3 separate regions of the Mus musculus genome follow, and regions 1 and 2 are each linked to region 3. A link is a loop called in an ENCODE intact Hi-C map of the cell type or tissue named here. Cell type or tissue: heart. All regions are shown on one strand.

Region 1 (2,500 bases), 230 kb before region 3:
AGAGTAGACACTTGCTGCCAAGCCTGACAACCTGAATTTGGCCACAAGAACTCAAAACTAGTTTCCATAAGTTGTACTTTCTTATTTGTACCACACACACACACGCACGCACACTCACTGAAATATACAAAGCATAATAAACATGTGACGGTTTGTATATTCTTGGGCCAGGGAGTGGCACCATTTGGAGGTGTGACCTGGTTGGAGTAGGTATGTCACTATGGGTGTGGGCTTAAGACCCTCACCCTAGTTGCTTGGAAGTCTGTCTTCCACTAGCAGCCTTTGGATGAAGACTTAGAACTCTTAGCTCTGCCTGTGCCATGCCTGCCTGGATGCTGCCATGCTCCTACCTTGATGATAATGGACTGAACCTCTGAACCTGTAAGCCAGCCCCAATTAAATGTTGTTTTTGTAAAACTTGCCTTGGTCATGGTGTCTGTTCACAGAAGTAAAACCCTAACTAAGACAAAACAGCAGTTAGTATGTGCAAGTTTCCTTTATCATGAACAGAGGTATACTTTAGCCAGTAAAGATACTTTAAAACTAAGATGCCCTCAATTGCAGAAAAATTTTTTGAATGTGAATATTTGGACCAGTTTTTCTTAACCTAATGTCACCTTATAAATACTTGAAGATCTTCAAAACATACCCCTATTGTGGCCCAGCCCAGCTGTGTCAGATCTTCAGGGTGAGGCATAAGTATGTGAATTATATTACAGAGATATAAATAAAGAATTGTTAAAAGTATATTTCAGGCTGGGCAGTAGTGGTGCACGCCTTTAATCCCAGCACTTGGGAGGCAGAGGCAGGCGGATTTCTGAGTTTGAGGACAGCCTGGTCTACAGAGTGAGTTCCATGACAGTCAGGGCTACAACAGAGAAACCCTGTCTTGAAAAAACAAAAAAACCAAAACAACAAAAAAAGTATATTTCATGTTTTTCATTATATTGTTTACTTCAATTTTGGGGTCCTTTTTTTAGTATTTTATGTAGCATACTAATTTTTCTCATTCATCCATATGTGTTTACTGAACAATGAGTCATTAGAGCAGCCCAAACTACAGAGAGACTGTATAATATCCTTTGCTCTATATAAAATACACAAAAGAAATTTGCCTCTTTCATTCTCCAGTAAATATCTCTGTCTTTCATAGACAAGCTTTTTTTTTCCAGAAAATAATTCCTTGGATCATCTCCACAGCGTATATATTTTAACAGCCCACAGGTAACGTATTTAGCGTTTTACCAACATACTGGTAGAGTTGGTAACTTCAGTGTCCTCAGTTTTGTTCTGCAATGGCAGCAGCAACAGGTTGGAGGCTGGTGGTGGAGGTGTTGGCATCCCAGCATCCCCAGGACCCTTCACAGCTCTGCCAGCTCTTACCCCATCACAGGAACAATGGTGATAGCTGAGTGGTGTTTGTTGACCAGGGATGTTAGCATTACTGATGTGGCACACGTGTCTGTTGAGCTAAAGCAGTTTCAGTATTAAGTTGTACCACTTTTCTCTGGCCACGAGAGGTCTCCCAACCCTTCCAATCCCAGCAGGCCACTTCTCCACAGCAGACTGTTCCAGCATTCCACCCTGGCAGGTTTTTCCAGAATGCTATAGCAACCAAGTTTTTAACATAAAAGAGCTAAACTTTTATTCTTTCAAGTCAGCTTTTTGAAATTTTGCTCTTCATTCCATTTTCACACAGAAAATACCAGCTAAGAGGGGTGGTGGGGAAGTCTGGGGAATGAATTCCATAAAGTGACAGTAAAGTAGAATTCCTTCAGCATGGAAGTGAAAATGCAGATTTCTCTGCAAGGTCAGAGCAAACAAGATTGTTGTTTTCTACCTCAGATCTGAATTTCCTGTCTTATCCAGTTACTGTTAACCTGTTGGTGTCGTATTAAGTGTGATTTTATAAGGATAGATACAGACCAGAATTTTAGATACAAATGACGTTGACAGCACATAGCAAATATAGGCATTATCTGTTATGCACAGTTCGGCAGCATGCTACAAGTCATGTTATTGCTTTGAATATAAAGACATAATGTTCTTGTATTTTCTTCTATACTCATCTAGCATTCATGCATTGATTGTCAGCTTCATGCCAAGCAAAATATGTGTGTGTGTGTGTGTGTGTGTGTGTGTGTGTGTGTGTGTGTGTGTGTTTCATGCCTTCAAAGTTTAGTCTCTTGGGGGAAATCACCGAACAGAAAACTTACAATTTTGTAATTGTCCTTTAGTAAGAATATGTTTGGAGGACAGTAGAGAGGGCTAGGCACATACAGGCTTTTGTCACTGATGCTAACAATCTGAGTTCATCCCTGGGACTCACAGCTATGGAAGGAGAGTGCTCCCCTCTGTGGTCCTCTGACCTCCACTTGTGTGCCATGATAAGGGTGAAGACACATACACACACACACACACACACACACACACACACACACACAGACACACACACAAAATAAAAAACTTTAAAATTTTTTAAATCTGAATAATGTAGTTT
Region 2 (2,500 bases), 110 kb after region 3:
TCATTTGGGGTAACCTGTATCTGTGTTCTTGAGACTCAGTTCTAGGGCCTGTGGCATCTACTGGAGATTATGGCAGGAATCAGGAGGCCACTGAGCATGGTGAATGAGAGCACAGGCAAGCTCCATGGCTACCTGATGTACTTGTCACTGTCATGTATGAGACACCTGTGTGACTGTCCAGGGAGAATGATCTTAGAAAAGATCAACAATGATCAAGAAGATAACACAGATCAGAGTAGAAGGTCCTGCCTCTGCTGACATGCCCATACTAAGCTTCCTTTGGAGGCCTTTGATTTTGTGGATTATAGAAAGAAGTATTTATTCAGACGGGAGAATATAGTCCTGTTGGTACTGAACTTGTGTTGATGTTAATCTGAGGTCACTGTTAAAACACTAGACAACCATTGAGTTTTTTGTATTGTTTTTATGATGGAGTGAGAAACTAAAAGATGATTGGACAGAAAAGAACTCCTTGCTCCATGGTGGGAATCATAGGACTTCTGTCTTGACCAGTTATGGGAAAATTAAATGCAGTACAACAACTGAAGCTTAAGATTTAAGTTGGACTCAGCTCTAGCAGTGGCTTTTAGGGCACAAATTAGAATGAGCTGATTTCAAAAACAAAAACCATACCTATGTTAAAGGTACCAAAAGACCAACTGCCTGATGAGAAGTTGGTGATTGTGGAGAGTTAGAAATTTGCAGATCCACAGCCAAACTTCTCTTAATCATTTTAGTATAGTAGCCATTTGTCAACCCTGTCTGGATCTGAATTCTCATCTTGTTCCCCACCGGGGCAACTTTGGGAATGTATTATGTCAACAGACCAGTAACTTGCCACCAGAGAAGATCTAAATCTTTTTTAACATAATATCTCCCTGCTTTGCTGAAACCCATTTACCTGGTGCTCTCACTATTTTGTGAATGTCTTAATTTGTGACTTTCTTTTGTTCTGTAACTATAAAAAAATTCATGTAACTGCTTCTGTGATGAAATGTCATTTGGGGTAACCTGTATCTGTGTTCTTGAGACACAATAACTCATATTTGGCTTACAATAAACTCTTGTGTTCTCTTAGAGGTGAACTGGATTGTTGTTGACATTAGCTAGCAAGTCAACATCAGAGATAGAGGAGAAAGAAGATCCCTGTTAACACAGAAGGCACAACAGGTTCTCATACTTCAAGGATTTTGGTAGCTATCAAAGAGACAGCAGTGTTTCTATTGGAGCTATGCTATGTGGTTTTCTTTATTGGTCTTTTATGATGAAAATAAAGATGTCTGTTTAACAAAATTGAGATATATCTTAATTTCACTTTTAGATAGGATATGGTGAATTACATTCATAAATCAATATTTTCTCATAATACAGACCCTTTTCTAAACCTAGAGTATATTCTTTATATATTGTAATGTGCATATACAATATTTTGGTCATGCAAAGACACTATCGCCACCTAGCAACCACATGGAGTAAATTGTCTTGAAAGTGCAGTGTTCACGAGTGCCACCTAGTGGTGAAAGCATTCATTCATTCTACCTTAGCACCGTTATGCAAATGGCATCTCTGAGCAGCAAAAACCAAGGATGACCTGGGTGGAATTGTCTGGCCACATGGTGGAGAGAGACTGCTGAAAGTTTTCCTCTGAACTCCACGTCTTCCCAAGCCCCTTACACACACACACACATACACACACACACATGAAAAAAATACATTAGAAGTATGAGTACTTTTTATGGTAACTGGTACAAGTTTTGTCTTAAGGATTTCTTCCCTCCATTTTAATCTTCATTGCAAGTGGGGAGATATGATGGAGGCTGTTTTCTTAGACACATGTTGGATAAGAGTGGTAGCTCCTGTGAACAGAAGCATGTAGTCACTTAGAACTTAGATCAAAGTATTGTATAGTCACAATATAGTATACAAAAGAAATGAAACTCATTTACCCACAGATCAATGCAGCACTCAGAACTCCCCAGAGGAGTTTCTTGTTTTAAATACAAAAACCTCAAACTGCTGAAAGGGCAGGGACTTAGGTGTTGGTTGAGTGCTCACCCACTAGTAGGATATCTGTATTTATAGCAATAAAAACTCAAGGGCCATTGCGGAAGTGGAGGCAGAGAGACTAAGACAGAGGTTGGAGAGGCCTGGAGGGAAGTGATGTTTTTTGGACATGACAGGACTGTTACACTCATGAATTCACAGCAGCTATGGTTGCCTGCACAAGAGCAAGACAGTCAGCTTTCTACGACAGAGGGATTTCACCAACTGAGGCTGAGGAGTAATGGACGTCGATGTTTTTTTGGGGTGTGTGTGTGTGTGTGTAGGGGTAGGTAATTCTCATTTTAAAGGTGTGGCTCCTTGTAAGGGGGGCATTTGAATGGCCCCAAACCCAGGAGTATTTAGAAAACACATATTGGAGTCTATGAGCTATCAAACAAAACCAAACAAAAACAGGGCATGAAATTGGGATCAAAAGGAGATGGTAATGGACCTGAGA
Region 3 (2,500 bases):
CAGGCTTAGAGAAAAACACCTTTACCCATACAGCCATCTTGCTGGCCCCTCTATTTCTTCTAAGCCATAACTCTCACAAATGTATAATCTGCTCTTTAGAGAAGCACGAATATAACAGCAAAGACTGTAGCCTTTTACTTGCTTGACTCCTAATCCAAGGCCTTTCACAAAACACCTAGGCGAAGCTTCTTACACTTATTCATGGAAATCTGACAACTGGATGTGCTGCCGTCATTCAGAGGTGTGAATTAACTTAATGTTTAAATTAAGAGCAGTGTAGGAGAGAAATGGAAGCAATTTTCTTAAATCATTTATAATGTGAAGTACAAAAATGTTCATTCATGTGCTCATTGGTTGATTGAATAGACAGGAGGACTGCCTATCTTGAACAATCCTACTACGTTGCAAATTCAGTAGCTACCTGCAAATCAAACTTCTGAGTGAGTTTCTAATCTACACGTGACACTATGTTCAGTCCTAGAAAACAACCTGGAGTCAGCTAGCATTTGCTAAGTGAACAGAGTGAAACATGTTCTGGTATGAAACACCATGCCGAGGTTCAGCGATGGTCCATATGACCAAGTGGTGGGTGGTTTGGAGCCCCGAAGATATCCTAACTCAGGTTTGGCATCTGTTTTAGAAAGATTTTCTTTGTGACTTCCCCTCCCACCAAAAAGAAAAAGAAAAACAAAACCTATCATGATGTGAATCAAGACGTTACATGAAGAGAAACGAGGATGCCTCCTTTTCTCTAAAGCCCCTGTAGTTATTAGACTTCTCACACAAATTCTAAAAACCCCACCCCATATGTTTCAGGTCTCTAATGAAGAAAACCCTTTTAGGAAGTCAGAACTCCTGTCTACTAAATCTTAGGGCACAGAGCAAGAGAAGAAACCGATCATGAAACACTGGGTCTGGAGACTGGCTTTGGCTACCAGTCAGTGGCTGAAACACATTTCTAGAAGCACTGAGCCCCCCACTGGACAATTTCTATACTTATAATTTGTATGAGCATTTTCGATTTGGAATCAAAAGCACGTGCAAAGACTATTAAAAGGAACTTGCGTTTACTTTTCAGCTTCTTTGGCTACCCTCAAGTGTCAGCAACCACCAGTAGGAGGCATTATCTGAACGTTGTTGGGAAATAAAGCATTCCTGGGGAATGACATTGTTTCCTTATCTGGCTCGATGCAGACTGAGCAGGATTGCTGTTTTGAAAGAGCTCCACCCTCAGCCTCAGCCACAGTTGCTGTGCTAAAACCAAGGCAAACGTCTTTCCCTCTTCGCGTGTGTGTGTGTGTGTGTGTGTGTGTCTCCAACATGGATGCCTTTCAGAGCATCTTAAAATTCTTTCTTAACCAAAAAACTGCTATTGGCTACAGCTTCATGGCTTTGCTCACCGTGGGTAGCGAACGTCTCTTCTCGCTGGTGGCATTTAAGTGCCCCTGCAGCGTTGAGAATACTGCCTATGGGCTGGTTTTTCTCTTCGCCCCTGCCTGGGTGTTACTGATCCTTGGCTTCTTTCTGAATAACAAGGCATGGAGACTCTTCACTGGCTGCTGTATGAACCCAAAAAAAATATTTCCCAGGAGACGCTGCTGCCGCTTCTTCTACGTCCTGGGCCATATCATACTGAGTTCACTGGTGGCTCCGGTGATGTGGCTCTCTGTGGCTTTGCTTAATGGGACGTTTTATGAATGTGCTATGAGCGGGACAAGAAGCACAAGGCTCCTGGAGATGATTTGCAAGGGCAAGCCCAAAGAGTGCTGGGAAGAACTGCACAAAGTCTCCTGTGGTAAAAGTAGCATGGCCGCTATGGAGAGTGAAGAAGTGAGGCTATCCCTGCAGGCCCAGTCTCAGGTAAGGACAAACATGCCTTTTGCTCCTAGTGGGAACTTCTCTGGCTTCCTTTCATCCGTCAGAGTCTGAGTCTTGCCAGGATACTTTTGACACTAAGTGGAAATTGGAACATGATGTAGCATTAAGAGAATCTCAGGAAAAGCTTTTTAGGGACAAGATGGCTCAGTAAAATTGCTGATTGGATTGTGTAGTCTCCATTTCCAAAGAGAAAATATCCTCTGGGTTATGCATATGTAAATACTTAAGTGCTCAAAACTCTCTCTCTCTCTCTGGGTTGACTCTAAATAATGCAGAACACAATGTCATCCACTGAGTGCTAAACCTGAGCTGTAATTAAGCACTACTGTCTCCTATCAATTATTTATTTTCAAGCCGATGTCTCAGAAAACACAGACACATCTTATTCATCCACTGAAATAGAGCTGAGCCAAATCAGTGACCACTTTTCAAAGTCTCTTGGGGTATAATTAGCATAGAGATTTCCTTGAGTAACCACAGTGGTAACTGGTATTTCTATGCATGAGTGCTGTCAAGATTGAGAGTTCCCCGAATAAGATGGGACTGATCAGTCTTTAAATGGTCTTTGGTAAAGTGTGACCACATTCCCTGGGGCAGTTTATGGCTTTTGCTCTCTGTGCTG

The links. Hi-C counts contacts between places; a loop is a spot of excess contacts. Peaks named below come from ENCODE experiments on the same cell type or tissue, not always from the same donor. Only the 100,000 strongest peaks of a DNase experiment are listed, where the experiment ranks them.
Region 1: a loop joins it to region 3, with 7 times the contacts of the local background. A loop is called at or near these places in 5 of 42 quality-filtered maps.
Region 2: it touches region 3 in a loop (5-fold over the local background); 7 of 42 quality-filtered maps call a loop at or near these places.

Annotation. Positions count from the first base shown.
Region 1 is chr10:34,327,476-34,329,975 of GRCm38, reverse strand. The region is part of intron 6 of Nt5dc1 (5'-nucleotidase domain containing 1); the gene reads left to right. Among named protein-coding and RNA genes, the nearest start is that of Gm26564, 31 kb to the right of the region's middle. In heart, a CTCF peak has its summit at 1,519 (motif pointing right); no DNase peak of the experiment used is centred here.
Region 2 is chr10:33,986,003-33,988,502 of GRCm38, reverse strand. A830082N09Rik (RIKEN cDNA A830082N09 gene) reads left to right here. Exons shown (of 1, transcript NR_015526.2): 1 at 1-1,287. Among named protein-coding and RNA genes, the nearest start is that of A830082N09Rik, 7.8 kb to the left of the region's middle. In heart, a CTCF peak has its summit at 1,490 (motif pointing left); no DNase peak of the experiment used is centred here.
Region 3 is chr10:34,095,258-34,097,757 of GRCm38, reverse strand. All of the region lies in intron 4 of Trappc3l (trafficking protein particle complex 3 like), which reads right to left. It overlaps Calhm5 (calcium homeostasis modulator family member 5), which reads left to right and starts at 1,239. Exons shown (of 2, transcript NM_178908.3): 1 at 1,239-1,860. The coding sequence starts at 1,321. In heart, a CTCF peak has its summit at 1,097 (motif pointing right); a DNase peak (open chromatin) is centred at 1,127; H3K4me3 peaks cover 1,268 bases; H3K27ac peaks cover 1,195 bases.